Regions from separate parts of the Homo sapiens genome. Here region 2 is linked to region 1. Evidence: read pairs that join two places in POLR2A ChIA-PET (ENCODE). Cell type or tissue: PC-9. All regions are shown on one strand.

Region 1 (8,000 bases):
CCCAAGTAGCTGGGACTACAGGCACCCACCACCACGCCCGGCTAATTTTTTTTTTTTTTTTTTTTGGTATTTTTAGTAGAGACGGAGTTTCACCATGTTGTCCAGGATGGTCTCAATCTTTTGATCTTGTGATCTGCCCGCCTTGGCCTCCCAAAGTGCTGGGATTACAGGCATGAGCCACCACGCCCGGCCTGATAACTCTTAACCTAGTGCCAGGCATGTAGTAGTTCCTTAGTGATAATAGCTAACATACAGTACCTACTATGTGCCCAGCACTATTCTGCATGCTTTGCATGCATTAACTTATTTATCCTTAAAACAACTCTATGACACTATTGGAAAGTACAGGGGGAAACACTGTTATTTGTTTTATTTTATTTTATTTTATTTTGTATTTTTATTTATTTATTTTTTTTTGAGACAGTCTCGCTGTATTGCCCAGGCTGGAGTGTAATGGCGCGATCTCAGCTCACTGAAATTTCTGCCTCCTGGGTTCAAGCGATTCTCCTGCCTCAGCCTTCTGAGTGGCTGGGATTACAGGTATGTGCTATCACGCCCAGCTAATTTTTGTATTTTTTTTTAGTAGAGACTGGGTTTTGCCATGTTGGCCAGGCTGGTCTCAAACTCCTGACCTCGGGTGATCCACCCGCCTCAGCCTCCCAAAGTGCTAGGATTACAGGCATGAGCCACTCCGCTCTGCCTATTTTATTGTTTTAGAGATGAGGGTCTTGTCATGTTGCCCAGGCTGGCCTCAAAATCTTGGCCTCAAGCAATACTCCTGCCTCAGCCTCCTGAGTAGCTGACTGTACAGGTACATGCCACCTAGCCCGGCTTGATGCAGTTATGTATCCACATTTCACAGATGGGGATAACAGATGTGCAGAGCAGTAAATTTCATGTCAAAGGCCACATATTAGGTAGTGGTCAGGTCAGAATTTGGACCTAGGCCATCTGTGGTTCTATGGTCATCCAGACTCCGCGATCTTGGCTCACTGCAAACATTTGTGTGGATTAGCCACCTCAAGGTCCCTTCAGGGCCCAGGATCTGGAGGTGAGAATGGTTCTTCCCCAGACTCCAGAGTTGGGTAAGCCATTCTGTTCTGTGGAAATAGTCATTATGAACTCCTGTAAACTATCTTTCACTTGGGCCTGGCTGGGGAGGAAGAGTTGGAGGCTGAAAAGGGAGAAGAAAGGGGACCCGGGGGGGTTGGGGTGGGGCAGGGGCACATTTCTTGTAAATGTTGCTCAGCTCCTTCAACTGCTGTGCTGGTTCTTGGAAACCTTCACCACAAAAGACCTATCAAGAACAGTGTTAAAAAAGATATGGCCTCATCCCCCAGTTCATTTCCTGCCCAGCCTTGCACTACTAACCCCGATTGCCAAGAGCAAGGTTGCAGTGTCCCCTCAGCAGTGCTGTGGGAGGAAGTGCAAAAATAAGCAGAACTAGGGGCAAGACCAGAGGACTGTCTTTATTTTTATTTATTATAACAGGACATCCGATGTACAGAAGTGGATTCATCATAATCCTTGGCTCATCGTATATTCTCATCCTTGGTCCAAGAATGGTCTTTTGTTTATATATATATATATATATATATATATATATATATATTTTTAAATCGGAGTCTTGTCACCCAGGCTGGTATGCAATGACGTGATCTCGGCTCACTGTAACCTTCACCTCCCAGGTTCAAGTAATTCTCCTGGTTCAGCCTTCCAAGTAGCTGGGATTACAGGCGCCTGCCACCACGCCCGGCTAATTTTTTGTATTTTTAGTAGAGACAGGTTTCGCAATGTTGGCCAGGCTGATCTCGAACTCCTGACCTCAGGTGATCCACCTGCCTCGGCCTCCCAAAGTGCTGGGATTACAGGCGTTAGCCACCGCATCTGGCCCGTTATTATTATATTTTATCATACTGGGTAGTGAATCCACCACCCAGCTCAAAAAACAGAATATTAACAATGACATCCATCTATCTATATGATCCTCTCTTAGTCCATTTCTTACCTCCCCCAGATACAACCCACTGTCCTAAATTTTGTGTTTGGCATTCTCTTACTTTATATTTTATTTATTTATTTTGAGACAGAGTCTCACTCTTGCCCAGGCTGGAGTGCAGTGGCATGATCTTGGCTCACTGCACCCTCATCTTCCTGGGTTCAAGCGATTCTCCTGCCTCGGTCTCCGAAGTAGCTGAGATTACAGGCATGTGCCACCATGATTTTTGTATGTTTAGTAGAGACAGGGTTTCACCATGTTGGTCAGGCTGGTCTTGAACTCCTGTCCTCAGGTGATCTGCTCGCCTCAGCCTCCCAAATTGCTGGGATTACAGGCATAAGCCACCATGCCCGGCTTATTTATTTATTTACTTTGAGCTTGTCACCCAGGCTGGGGTAGTCGCGCAATTGAGGCTCACTGCAGCCTCAAATTCCTGGGCTCAAGTGATCCTCCTGCCTCAGCCTCCCAAGAAGCTGAGACACAGACATGTTGCCACCACACCTTGCTAATTTTTTTTTTTTTGAGATGGAGTCTTGCTCTGTCGCCTCGGCTGGAGTGCAGTGGCACAATCTAGGCTCACTGCAAGCTCCACCTCCTGGGTTCACGCCATTCTCCTGCCTCAGCCTCCCGAGTAGCTGGGACTACAGGTGCCCACCACCACGCCTGGCTAATTTTTTTGTATTTTCTAGTACAGACAGGGTTTCACCATGTTAGCCAGGATGGTCTCGATCTCCTGACCTCGTGATCCGCCCGCCTCAGCCTCCCAAAGTGCTGGGATTACAGGCGTGAGCCACCGTGCCCAGCCCACCTTACTAATATTTAAATTTTTTGTAGAGATGGGTGTCTCACTATGTTGACCAAGTTGTTCTTGAATTCCTGGCCTCAAGCAATCCTCCAAACTCAGCCTCCCAAAGTGCTGGGATTACAGGCGTGACCACTGTGCCCGGCTAACTTTTAAAATTTTTTATAGAAATAGGATTTTGCAATGTTGCCCAGGCTGGTCTCAAATTTCTGGGCTCAAGTGATTCACCCGCCTCGGCCTCCCAAATTGTTGGGATTACGGATGTGAGGTACTGCACCTGGCTAACAGCATAGCAGCATTCTTTCACTTTAAAATAACATTTTATTTTATAGGTATGTATCCCTAAATTATGGAGTATTTAGTATTTTTATTTTGTCTTATTTTATTTCATTTCATTTTTAGATGGAGTCTCGTTCTGTCGGCCAGGTTGGAGTGCAGTGGTGCGATCTCGGCTCACTGCAAACTCTGCCTCCCGGGTTCAAGTGATTCTCCTGCCTCAGCCTCCCGAGTAGCTGGGATTATAAGCATGCGCCCCAACGCCCTGCTATTTTTTGCATTTTTAGTAGAGATGTGGTTTCACCATGTTAGCCAGGCTGGTCTCAAACTCCTGACCTCAAGTGATCCACCAGCCTGGGCCTCCCAAAATGCTGGGATTATAGGTGTGAGCCACTTGTGCCCGGCCAATTGTTTTTTAATTTTTAATTTTTGGGGTACATAGTAGGTGTAAATATTTATGGAGTACAGGAGATGTTTTGACACAGGCATGCAATGTGTAATAATCACATCATGAAGAATGGGGTATACATCTCCTCAAGCATTTATCCTTTGTGTTACAAACAATCCAATTATGCTCTTGTAGTTATTTTTAAATGTACACTTCAATTATTATTGACTATAGTCACATTCATTGTTTCTATTTTTTTTTTTTGTACCCATCAACCATCCTCTCTTCCCTACCAGGGTCCCACTATGTTTCCCAGCCTCTGGTTACCATTATTCTACTCTCTGTCCATGAGGTCAATTGTTTTGATTTTTAGAATTCCCAGATAAATGAGAACCTCAATGTTTGTCTTTCTGTGCCTCGTTTATTTCACTTAGCGTAATGACCTCCCATCCCATCCATTTTGTTGCAAATGACAGGATCTCATTCCTTTTTACGGCTGAATAGTACTCCATTGTGTATATGTACCACATTTTCTTTATCCATTCATCTGTCAATGGACACTTAGGTTGCTTTCAAATCTTGGCTATTGTGAACAGTGCTGCAACAAACATGAAAGTGCAGATATCTCTTCGACACACTGATTTCCTTTCTTTGGGGTATATACCCAGCAGTCAGATTGCTGGATCATATGATAGTTCTATTTTTGGTTTTTTGAGGAACTTCCAAACTGTTCTCCATAGTGGCTGTACTAATTTACATTTCTACCAACAGCGTAGGAGGGTTCCTTCCCTTTTCTCCACATCCTCACCAGCATTCATTATTGCCTGTCTTTTGGATAAAAGCCATTTTAACTGGGGTGAGAAGATATCCCACTATAGTTTTGATTTGCATTTCTCTGATGATCAGTGATGTTGAGCACCTTTTCACATGCCTGTTTGCCATTTGTATGTCTTCTCTTGAGAAGTGCCTATTCAAATCTTTTGCCCATTTTTAATCAGATTATTGGATTTTTTCCCTATTGTTTGAGCTTCTTATATGTTCTGGTTTTTAATCCCTTGTCAGGTGGGTAGTTTGCAAATATTTTCGCCCATTCTCTGGGTTGTCTTTTCACTTTGTTACTTTGTTGATTGTTTCCTTTGCTGTGCAGAAGCTTTTTTTTTTTTTTTTTAATTGAGACGGAGTCTTACTCTGTCACCCAGGCTGGAGTGCAGTGGCTCGATCTAGGCTCACTGCAACCTCCGACTCCTGGGTTCAAGCGATTCTCCTGCCTCAGCCTTCCGAGTAGCTGGGATTACGGGTGCGTGCCACCATGCCCGGCTAATTTTGTATTTTTAGTAGAGATGGGGTTTCTCCATGTTGGTCAGGCTGGTCTCGAACTCCTGACTTCAGGTGACCCACCCGCCTTGGCCTCCCAAAGTGCTGGAATTACAGGCATCAGCCACCACCCCTGGCTCACCTCCTTCTCTTCTTTCCTATTTAAACTTGGGTGTCTTTCCCCTTTTTCACTGCTAAGCCCTCTGTGGTGGTCAGGATCTTGGCAGGAGACAGACAGCCAGCTCAAATGGCCAGCTCAAATCGAGTAATGTAAGGAGAGCATAAAAAAGCACTCCAAGGGGGCAGTGCTGTACCCTGGGGCGCATTCCTTCCCTGGGGCCTGGGGTGGGGGCCGGGGGGCTACAGGAGGGAGCAGGGACCAGAGCTGGGGGCTCTGCATACGTGTCCAGAAGGCTGCCTGACAAGAGCTGTGACCTTCCTTTGAGAAATCAGCCTGTATAACCCAACCCTGTGGGAGCCACCCTCTCATCTCCCAGCAGGGCCTCCCATTGAACCAACTGGAAGCCAGAAGGCAGGGAGTCTGGGGTGCTGCAGTCTGCGTAGTTCCCTCTCTAGGGCAGGGAGCAGCTCCTGGGAGGCCAAGGAGACACCCAGCACCGCTGCTTTCCCCTCATGACTAATTCCTGGAACTCCAGCACCGAGCTCGCTCCTGAGCTCCAGGCCTCCCAGATACCCCTGCCCAGGGGCTCCCAGACACCGGGTCACTCAGTACCATTGTGTGCTGGAGGGAAGACACCCCCAACTCTGAACCCCACCCTGCCACAACTCGCCTTTCAGCTCCACTCAGGAAGTGCCTGAGAGACACAGATGCTCACGTATTTCTAAGTGAAAATACATTTTTTTAGTTCTGCTTATAAAAAAGGCACATGTTTTTTTATAAAAATAATAATATAAAGTGAATTAAAGTTATGTGATGTAATCCTACCACCCCAGAGAGAAATACTTTGAGTATGTCCAGACTCTCTCTCTCTCTCTCTCTCTCTCTGTGTGTGTATTTTTTCTTTCTTTCTTTCTTTTTTTTTTTTTTTTTTTAGTAGAGATGGGGTCTCACTCTGTTGCCCAAGCTGGTCTTGAACTCCTGGTTTCAAGTGATCCTCCTACTTCACCCTCCCAAAGTGCTGGAATTATAGGCATGAGCCACCACACGAGCCAGAGCTTGTATTTTTAGTAACCTTTTCCCACTTAACAAAGTGCTGTTGGTATGTTTCCATTTCAAGAACTATGGACAAACACAATCATTTTGATATGGCCATAATGTGGATGTACATAATTAATTTTGGTAATTTCCTGGGAGCCAAATGATAAGAACTTATGAACACAAACAAGGAAACAGCAGGCCGGGCGCGGTGGCTCACGCCTGTAATCCCAGCACTTTGGGAGGCCGAGGCGGGTGGATCACCTAAGATCAGGAGTTCAAGACTAGCCTGGCCAACATGGCGAAACCTTGTCTCTTCTAAAAATATAAAAATTAGCCCGGCGTGGTGGTGGGCACCTGTAATCCCAGTTACTCGGGAGGCTGAGGCAGGAGAATTGCTTGAATCCAGGAAGAGGAGTTTGCAGTGAGCCAAGGTCGCGCCACTGTACTCCAGCCTGGGTGACAGAACAAGACTCTGTCTCAAAAAAAAAGGAAACAGCAGGCATTGGGATCTACTTGAGAGGGGAGGGTGAGAGGATGGAGAGGAGCTGAAAAGATAACTATTGGGTACTAGGTTTATTACCTGGGTGATGAAATAATCTGTACAACAACCCCCCACGACACGTGTTTACCTATGAACAAACCTTCACATGTATCCCCAAACCTAAAATAAAAGTTAAAAAAATAATTAATTTTGGTAATTTCCAAAATTCCACCATTTTATATATAAAATGCTCCATTAATAGACAGGGCTTTGGGCAGAGATTATTGCCTATACAGATATGTATTATCCTTTTCTTCCTTGGTGATAGACTTCTAATTTTTATTTTTAAAATTATTTTATTATTACATTTATTTTATTATTAAATTAAATAGTAATTTGTTATTATTACTCTTTTAGAGACACAGTCTTGTTCTGTCACCCAGGCTAGAGTGCAGTGGTACAATCATAGCTCACTGTAACCTTGAACTCCTGGGTTCTAGTGATCATTTTGCCTCAGCCTCCTGAGCAACTGGGACTATAAGCACAGGCTACTATGCCCAGCTAATTTTTTAAATTTTTTGTAGAGATGGGGTCTTGCTGTGTTGCCCAGGCTGGTCTCAAACTCCTTACCTTAGGCAGTCCTCCTGCCTTGGCCTCCTAAAATGTTGGGATTACAGGTGTCAGTCCCTGCACTCAGCCAAAGTTTTATTTTTATTTATTTATTTATTTACTTTAGAACCTCTTATGTTTAGCAAGTCGTGAGTCCTTCCTTAAGAATAAACAGGAAATTCCTCAGATTCTCTTGCAGCTAGCTTTGGACACATGACAAAGTTAAGGCCAATGAAATGAAAGCAAAAATGTTCTGGTGCAGATTCCAGAAAAGTTCCTTCAAAGACAGAGGGAAACAGGAGCTATTATGAGAAGGCAGTAGTGGAAGTGGGGGAGAAAACTTGCTGAGTAGAAAAAAAGTGGCTCCTGGCCGGGCACAGTAGCTCACACCTGTAATCCCAGCACTTTGGGAGGCCAAGGCAGACGGATCACCTGAGGTCAGGAGTTCGAGGCCAGCCTGACCAACGTGGTGAAATCCCATCTCTACTAAAAATATAAAAATTAGCTGGACATGGTGGCAGGTGCCTGTAATCCCAGCCACTCGGGAGGCTGTGGCTGAGACAGGAGAATCGCTTGAGCCTGGTAGGCAGAGGTTGCAGTGAGCCATGATCGCGCCATTGCACTCCAGCCTGGGCAACGAGAGTGAAACTCCACCTCAAAAAAAAAAAAAAAAAAGAGAAAGAAAAAAAGTGGCTCCCTCAGGCCCTACATTAATCTGAGCTGTCACCATGATCACCTTGTTTTGTGACAAGCTTTTTTTTTTTTTTTTGACACAGGGCCTCACTCTGTCACCCAGGCTGGAGTGCAGTGGTGCAATCATGGCTTATTCCAGCTTCAACATCCTGGTCTCAAGCAATCCTCCTGACTCAGCTTCCTCATAGCTGGGGCTACAGGCACACATACCACGCCTGACTAATTTTTATAAATTTTTTTGTAGAGGTGGAGTCTTGTTGTATTGCCCAGGCTGGTCTT
Region 2 (8,000 bases), 130 kb after region 1:
TGGAATAGTGGATTTTTAAGTATATATATCTTGGATGTTTCTTTGCATTGTAGAAGTAATACTTCCTCATTAAAAAAATTTAAACAGGCTGGGGACGGTGACTCACACCTGTAATCCCAGCCGAGGCAGGAGGATCACTTGAGCCCAGGAGTTCAAGACCAGCCTGGGCAACATGGTGAGACCCCATCTCTACAAAAAATTTAAGAAGTAGCTGGGCATGGTGGCACACGACTGTAGTCCCAGCTACTCAGGAGGTTGAGATGGAAGGATCACTCGAGCCCAGGAGGTCAAGGCTACAGTGAGCCAAGATCGCACCACTGTATTCCAGCCAGGGTGATAAGGTAGGAATCCTTCCTCTCCTTAAATTCTTCTCCCCAGAAATAACTTGTTTTTTGAGATGGAGTCTTGCTCTGTCGCCCAGGCTAGAGTGCACTGGTGCGATCTTGGCTCACTACAGCCTTGACCTCCTGGCTCAAAGGATCTTCCCACCTCAGCCTCCTGAGTTGCTGGAATTATAGGTGCGCACCATGACGCCTGGCCAATTTTTGTATTTTCAGTAAAGACAGGCTTTTGTCATGTTGCCTAGCCTGGTCTTGAGCTCCTGGGCTCAACACTCCGCCCACCTCGGCCTCCCTAAGTGCTGGGATTACAGGTGTGAGCCACAGCACCTGGCCATAACCATTGTTAATAGTTCTTCTTTCAAGAATTGTTTGAAATATTTACCACATTCCAGGTGCCATTGTAAGCACTTTACTTGTGTGTTCTCATTTATCTTCCCTGAAACCCTCTGAGGTGTGAATGATTATTCCCATTTTATAGGGTAGGAAACTGAGGACAGTAATTTAGAAAACAATCCCACTAAGCATTATTTGGAGAGCTGTCCTGTGGAACAGCAATCAGGTTTGTTTGGGCTTGCCTGAGAATATCACACGAACACCAAAGGGTGGGAGTGAGGAGGCAGCTGGTTTTGTTGAATATGGTGAAGCGCTTTCTGGTGAATCACTTCATACATCAGTGGAAGAGGCTTCCCTTGAGTGGAGTTTGTGAGCCCCTTTCGCTGGCAGTGTTCACATCCCTGCTGGCTAGCCATCTGGCGGGGATGCTGAAGAGGAGTTCCTCGCCAGTAGGAGGGTGGCCAAGGTGACCTCCATGGTTCTTTTCAGTTCTGGCTTCTTCTCTGATGAGTACTAAGGTTGAGCAGCCAAGTGAACCTCATTATCCTCTGCTTTGTGGCCAGAGCGGCCCCACAAAGGAAGCGGGGCTCCTAGAACATCACTGGGGGATGTTAAAATAGTTCTGTCTGCTGGGCTGAGTTAACCATGCAGTGTTGCTGTGAGATGATGGAATCAAACATAAAGGACAGTCAGATGGCTGTCTGCCTCCTCTGTGTCTGCTTACCCATGGGAGGGGGCAGTAAGAAGTGGGAGCTGCTATTTTGGCTCCTGTGGCCCTTTCAGGGTCCAGTCCCCTAGGTTGATCCCCAATGATGCTTCCTGTTTCAGAGCAGGTACATAATCACTTCAGGAGGTACGAGGTAGAATACCTGCAGTTTGCCTTCCGCTGGATGAACAACCTGCTTATGCGGGAGCTTCCTCTTCGCTGCACCATCCGCCTGTGGGACACATATCAGGTAGGAGGGATTCCCCGGCCTCTCTGTGCCAGGCTGTCTCTGAGGTGTCCAGCTCTCTGCCATGTTGTGGAATGTAGCTGCTTAGAAGCTTCCCCTTCTCCTCTTTTCTACTTCCATGTCTGCTTTAGCCTCAGGGCAGGGCCTTTGCTAAGTCTCTTCAGAACTCCATCTCCCCAACCGTGAAAGAGTTTCCCACCTCCCAGAAGGAATGGAACTGAGAGGACCAGAGCTGAATCTTTGTCAGGGCTGGGAGACCTAACTCTATTTTTCTGCTTCCCAGTCTGAACCAGAAGGGTTCTCCCACTTTCATCTCTACGTGTGTGCAGCCTTCTTGATCAAGTGGAGGAAAGAGATCTTGGATGAGGAGGATTTTCAGGTGAGTGGCCAAGAGCTTAGTGTGGGCAGGGAATGAACATTAGAATGGGAGTTAGCCCCTCAGTGGGCAGTGCAGACAGAAGGTGCCATAGCAGGTACCTGGCTGGGAGTAGGAAGGGAGAAGGGGTGCTCTGAAGGGGTCGTCCCTCTTAGTTGGCAGGAAGTCACTGGAGCCCAGGGGTTCTTCAGTGTGAGAAGGGTGTTTGTGCCAGAATGGCTGCAGAGTGACTGGGCAGGCCTAAGAGATCTTTCAGTCATTCACTGACAAGCATTTATTGAATGCTTGCTACATGCCAGCACTGTCAAAGACAAAGGCTATATTAAGAAGTGAAACAGAGAGGTCTCTGTTCTCATAAAGCTTACGTACTCTGATAGTTGTGGGGAGACATACAGTAAATAACATCATAGTAAATAGTAAATTGAAAAGAATGTAAAGGTGCTAAGAAATAATATTTTTTTAAAAAGTAGAGCAGGGTAAAGGTTTTATTAGGTGGTAGAGAAGGGACAGGTTGCAATTTCGAATAAAGTAGTCTTGATAGGTTCACTGAGAAGGTAACATCTGAGCAAAGACCTGGGGAAGGTGAAGGAGCAAGCCACGTGGACATCAGCAGGAAGAGTGTCTAGGCAGAGGAAACAGCCAGTGCAGGGGCCTCAGGCAGCAGCATGCCTGAGCTATGGAAGGAATCATGACGGTCACTGGTGTGGCCTGGAGCAGAGTGATCCAAGGGAAGAATAGGAAGAGGTGAGGTCAGAGGAGTCACAGGGACCCAGATCACAGAGGACTTTGTAGCCACTGTAAGAACTTTGGCTTTTACTCTGAGTGGAAGAGGAACTCTAAGAGCCATGAGTAGAGGAGAGTGGCACAATCTGACTTAGTTTCAGTAGGGCCACCCTGGCTTCTATGTAGACTGTAGGTGTGGGCAAGAGTGGAAGCAGAGACCACCCAGGATGCTACTGTAATCCTCCAGATGAGACATGAAGGTGGTAGGACCTGGATAGTGACAGTGGAGGTGTGAGAAGTGGCCAGATTTTGGATCTGTTTAGTAAGTAGAGCCAACAAGATTTCCTGATGAATTGGGTGTAGAGTACAACAGAAAGGGGTGAGTCTGGATGGCTTTACAGTTTATGGAGAAGGCTACAGGATGGCTTTATGGTTTATGGAGAAGGCTACAGTGGGGACAGCAAGAGTCCAGCTTCAGCCATATTGGATTTGAAGTACCATTAGACGTCTAAATAGAGATGCAGACTAGGCAAATATATCTTGAGTTTGGAGTTTGAAAGAGAGATCTGGACTGGACCTATAAATTTAGGAGCCTTTGCCTAGATGCTGCTTAAAGCCGACACACTGGATGAGATCCCTAAGGAAGTAAGGATGGACAGAGAAGGGGACCAGGGCCCAGCCTTGACACACTCTTATATGACTACATGAAGAGGTCAGGGAGCAGAGGTGGCTGAGAGGGGATGACCAGCAAGAGTACAGCCTCCTGGAACCCCTGGGTGGGGGTGCTTCAGAGTCCCTATGTAGAAAACTCAAGAAGGGCCTATGTTAGGTGGTGGGTAGGCTAGGAGCTGTTCCAGGGTCAGGGAAATAAGGATTGAGGAGATTGTCAGGCTCTCCAGAGAGAATCATTAGGGTTGGGGGTGGCGAGTGTATTGCTTTTATGCTTTGCACGTTTCTGAACTGAGAGGTTTTTTGGTTTGTTTGTTTTTAATAGGTATATACCTCTTTTAAAAGCAGGGGGAAAAGCCAGAGAAAGTTGAATGCTTTTCTAAGTTCTAACTAATAACATAGATGTTCTGAAGAGTGGCAGCGTCTCCATGTGATCCCTGAGCATTACCACTCTGTGATTGGTGTTAGGGGGCAAAAGAACAGAAGACTATTTAGTAGATAGATGGAAAGACAGGACCCAGCTTGCCCAAGTAAGGGCTTTGGAAGAAAAAGGAGAGCAGATGCATTGACTTCTGTGAGTAGATGCTAGCCATGGTGCCGAGGCTTCAGGCCACTGATTAAGAACCATGGCTTCTGCCAGTGAGCAGCATGTGTGGCATTCCAGGATAAATGAGGACAAGGGGCTGGAATGGCTGTATGCTGGGATGAGCTATCCATTTGGATAATGTGGTTGAGGTGGAGCCGGATAGTAAGAGCATGAAGTTTAATTTAGTTATCATGAGCCAGGCTCAGAGCTTTGCCATATGTGATAAAAGTGCTTCCCAGATCAGCTCAGGGAGGTGCAGATGATTCCTGGAATGGCTTTTAGCAGTTCACAATATCGGCAGAACAGAGGACAATACTCTGTGACTTTACAGCTATGTTAATCCTAGAGATATTCTTTACTGGGTAGCATTTTCAATTATCTGGTAGGTCTGAGGCCTTTTGGCAATACCCAACAGAACAGCATTGGAGGCTATTGTCTGCTGCTGTATTAACACCTCGATTAATCCTGTTTGTGGAAGAGTCTCACATCTTTCTTTTAGACAAAATAGAATGGGCGATTAAACTGGATAAGGTGAAAAGTTCCTCCCACCTCCATAGTTCTAAAATTCTATGAATGATAAAAGAAGAAAATGTGCCTGGGTGTTAGGCTAGACAGGCAGTGTCCTTTAGGAGACAGAATCATGGCAGAGGTGTGAGGAACAAGGGCACAAAGCATTGTGTAAGGTTGTGAACTGTTGGGTGTGACTTTTGCAGAGAAAGTAGGCACATGTATCCTAACTGCTGAAGGGCTGCTTGTAGTGAAATCACTGTGAAGGAAGCTCTGTAGATGAATACAGGTATTGTAAAAAACCAAACATGTCCAGCCTAGGAGAGAAGTTTTAGGGCTAAAAGCCACGTTAAGTGACTCAGAGAAAAACCAGCTGAAGTGGTTACAGAAATAAAAGTGGTAGTTGCAGCAGTTTTAGCAGACCAGCAAACTGGTTACACTTGAAGAACAGGGAAAAAGAGCCAGATATAAAGGGAGCCAGTAAGGGGTTCAGAGAGGAAGCAGATATCTTCCTGTCAAGGTTAGGGACTGTGCAGAGTAGTACAGTGGTTAAACCATGGTCTTTGGAGCCAGACTGCCTGGGGTCGGATCCCAGCTCTCACACTTTCCTAAACATGCAGCTGTAAGTAAGTAACTTGTTTCTCTGTGCCTCCGTTTTCTTATCTATAAATGGGGCAATAGTACCTACCTCCTTGGGCTATGATGAGAATAAAGAAACAAATACATGTGAGACAGTTAGAATAGTGTACTTGATATATAGACCTCGAAACAGTGAGCTTATTATCATTAATATTAATACTTCCTTTAGTGTATTCACGAGTCCTGGAAGCAATGAGGCGAGCTTTAAAAACCCACTTTTCTAATTAAGTGGTTTTTAACATAATGAGTAAACCATACAAGGTTCATACTGAGGGAAACTGGTTTGGAGAGGAGGCATCAGAGTACACAGGGGCAAAGGGCTGGGTCCCAGCTGCGACAAAAGCCCCCAGCAGGAAGGGTGCGTGCTTCTCCCTGGCCAAGCAGTTGTCTAGGGCCGCTGCCTGGCAGAGAGGACCAAAAACTGACAAAGGAGATCACACTGAGAGGTTTCCTTCCTGAGACCGCTGGGCAAAGGAGCCTGAGGCACATTTGCACATAGTACTCTGGGAGCAGAATGGCTGGATCCTCCGGGCCCGTGGCAGCTTGAAATGCGAGCTGCCAGCAGAGCTGGGCCAAAGCCTCTTTTGTGGTAGGTGGGGACTCTTGACAATTCCTGCCCTCAGCCTGGGCTAGTGTAATAGAATCATAATAATATGTTAGGTTGAATCATATGCAGTTGTTTTTGTAGATTAAAATGGTTGAATATTGGCAATTTCGTGAGGCTCAATCTAATAGCAGCTAATTCTTAGCACTTTGAATATACAGGCACTATTCTAAATGTTTTCCTGTGTTAATTCATTTCATCCTTGCAACAATCCTACAAGGTAGGCTATAATACCCCATTTTACAAATGGGGAAACTGTCATAGCAAGATTTTTTTTTTTTAAGTAACCAGGCCAAGGTCACCTGAGTGAGTGATAGAGGCCTGGAATCCACTCTCTGAACCACTGTGCTTTGCTGCCTGTCAGTCCCAGGCCTGCCAGATGCTTCCTGGAGCTCTTGAGCTAAACTTACATGGTGGCTGTTCCCAGGCAAGGATCTGCTTAGGTTTCCACCTCCCTCAAGATTTCTTCTTCCCCATCTCTCCCCCTACATTGGAGGTTGCTAGCAGGCTTTCTTCTCACAAAGAAACATTTAGCAACAACAACAAAAACTTGTTGTTTTAAAACTGAAAAAGAATTCCTCCCAGGGTCTTCCTTGTGACCTCCTCCTATTCTGGCTTCTGGGTTTTTCTCCTTCCACTGCCAGAAAGATCTGTGATCTCCTGCTGCCCTTTCATGCTCTCCCTCCAAGTGGCCTGAAATCACCTAACACACATCCCTGGGGAAAGCAGAGGCTCTAATGCTCCAGGGTGGACTGCAGCAGGGAGCCCCCAGGGCTGGTGCAGGTTATGGGTGAAGAGCAGCTCTGGGCCTGTCTGTGGAGTCCTAGAGCCTGCTTGGGCCCTTGTGGAGCTCTCAGGCTTCTGTTAGATCAGTGGCTGGGGAGGCCGTGTTGACTGGGGAGGAGCATGAGTCTCTGAGACACAAGAAGTGTTCTCTGTTTTCATCTGGGTGGTGGTTAATTGGGTGTGTACTTATGTAAAAAGTCATCAACCTGCATGCTTAAGATTTATGTCATGAGTCCACCCTCAAAAGGTTGGGAGGAAAGTAAATGGTGGAGACAATGTAAGAGCGCTCGAACCTACCTACCAAATAGACAAATAGATGTTTTCTACCCATTTTGATGTGGGTCATTTTTACATAATCACAATTCATTACCACCATGTACAGTTGTGTACTACTAAGGAAGTGAATGGAGCTTCTGTTACCCAGCAGTGAGCCTGAAGAGGACTGTATCTGCCCAGAGGACAGGGCCATCTGGGCTAGCAATAGGAGGCCTGTCAGGGCCTCCTGTTGCCACTCTGGTCCTAGAAAAAGGAATTAAGAGGCCAGGCACGGTGGCTTATGCCTGTAATCCCAGCACTTTGGGAGGCCACGGCAGGCAGATCACCTGAGGTCAGGAGTTCAAGACCAGCCTGGCCAACGTGGTGAAACTCCGTCAGCCAGGTGTGATGGCACACACCTGTAATCCCAGCTACTCGGGAAGCTGAGGCAGGAGAATCGCTTGAACCTGGGAGGCGGAGATTGCAGTGAGCCGAGATCGTGCCAGTGCACTCCAGCCAGGGCAGCAAAGTGAGACTCTGTCTCAAAAAAAGAAAAAGAAAAAGGAAGTAAGCAAAGGGAACTTTTGAGGGAACAAGGCTGGAGCCTGTGAGTGCTGAGAGACCTGCTATCCCCATAGGTGTTTGTAATAAAAACATGTTTTTATTCCCAACACCCATTGGCAGAATATGCCATCAAGGCAGGTTGCAGTTGTCAGACTTGGGGAAGACTTCCCAAAGCAGATTAATGTCAGACCTCGGGACAGGAACTGGTTGAGTGAGTTCTGTGATGAGGAAAGGCGTGACAAGCCCCCTGTGGTCAGTGCAGCACCACATAATTACAACCCAAAACCAAGGGGTTACAACGGGGAGCAGGGGAACACCTCCAGAAGTCAAAAATTCACTGCACGTGTAGACGAGCATGAGCTGTGCCCAGTTGTGGGCACTTAGATGAGCAGCAGGCAGAAACTCTGTACAGAATAAAGCAACCCATAGGAGGCCTGAAAACTGACTCTAGGATAATATTTCTATGAAGAGCGTGTGCCTGAGTCAGAGGGGACAGGCGCCTGAGCAAATACCTGGTCACTCTATTCTAAAAAGTCATCTCGGGAAAGCAGCAGCAGCAGCAGCAGCAGCGAAGCCCAGAACATGGGAGCCCAGGAAGATGTCAGCAGGCGCCAGCAAGGCCTCAGAGGGCTCAGGATGGAATTTGAGAAGCACCATGCAGGGC

The links. ChIA-PET counts read pairs that join two places held together with the same protein. Peaks named below come from ENCODE experiments on the same cell type or tissue, not always from the same donor. Only the 100,000 strongest peaks of a DNase experiment are listed, where the experiment ranks them.
Region 2: POLR2A ChIA-PET joins it to region 1 with 10 read pairs; 5 of 35 experiments call an interaction of 5 or more read pairs at or near these places.

The regions. Positions count from the first base shown.
Region 1 is chr6:37,182,110-37,190,109 of GRCh38, forward strand. No RefSeq gene overlaps it. Among named protein-coding and RNA genes, the nearest start is that of PIM1, 16 kb to the left of the region's middle. RefSeq lists a cis regulatory region at 1,161-1,374. In PC-9, no CTCF peak of the experiment used is centred here; a DNase peak (open chromatin) is centred at 7,842; H3K27ac peaks cover 918 bases.
Region 2 is chr6:37,315,201-37,323,200 of GRCh38, forward strand. It overlaps TBC1D22B (TBC1 domain family member 22B), which reads left to right. Exons shown (of 13, transcript NM_017772.4): 11 at 1,503-1,630; 12 at 1,911-2,006. Among named protein-coding and RNA genes, the nearest start is that of RNF8, 35 kb to the right of the region's middle. In PC-9, a CTCF peak has its summit at 97; a DNase peak (open chromatin) is centred at 4,871; H3K27ac peaks cover 1,509 bases.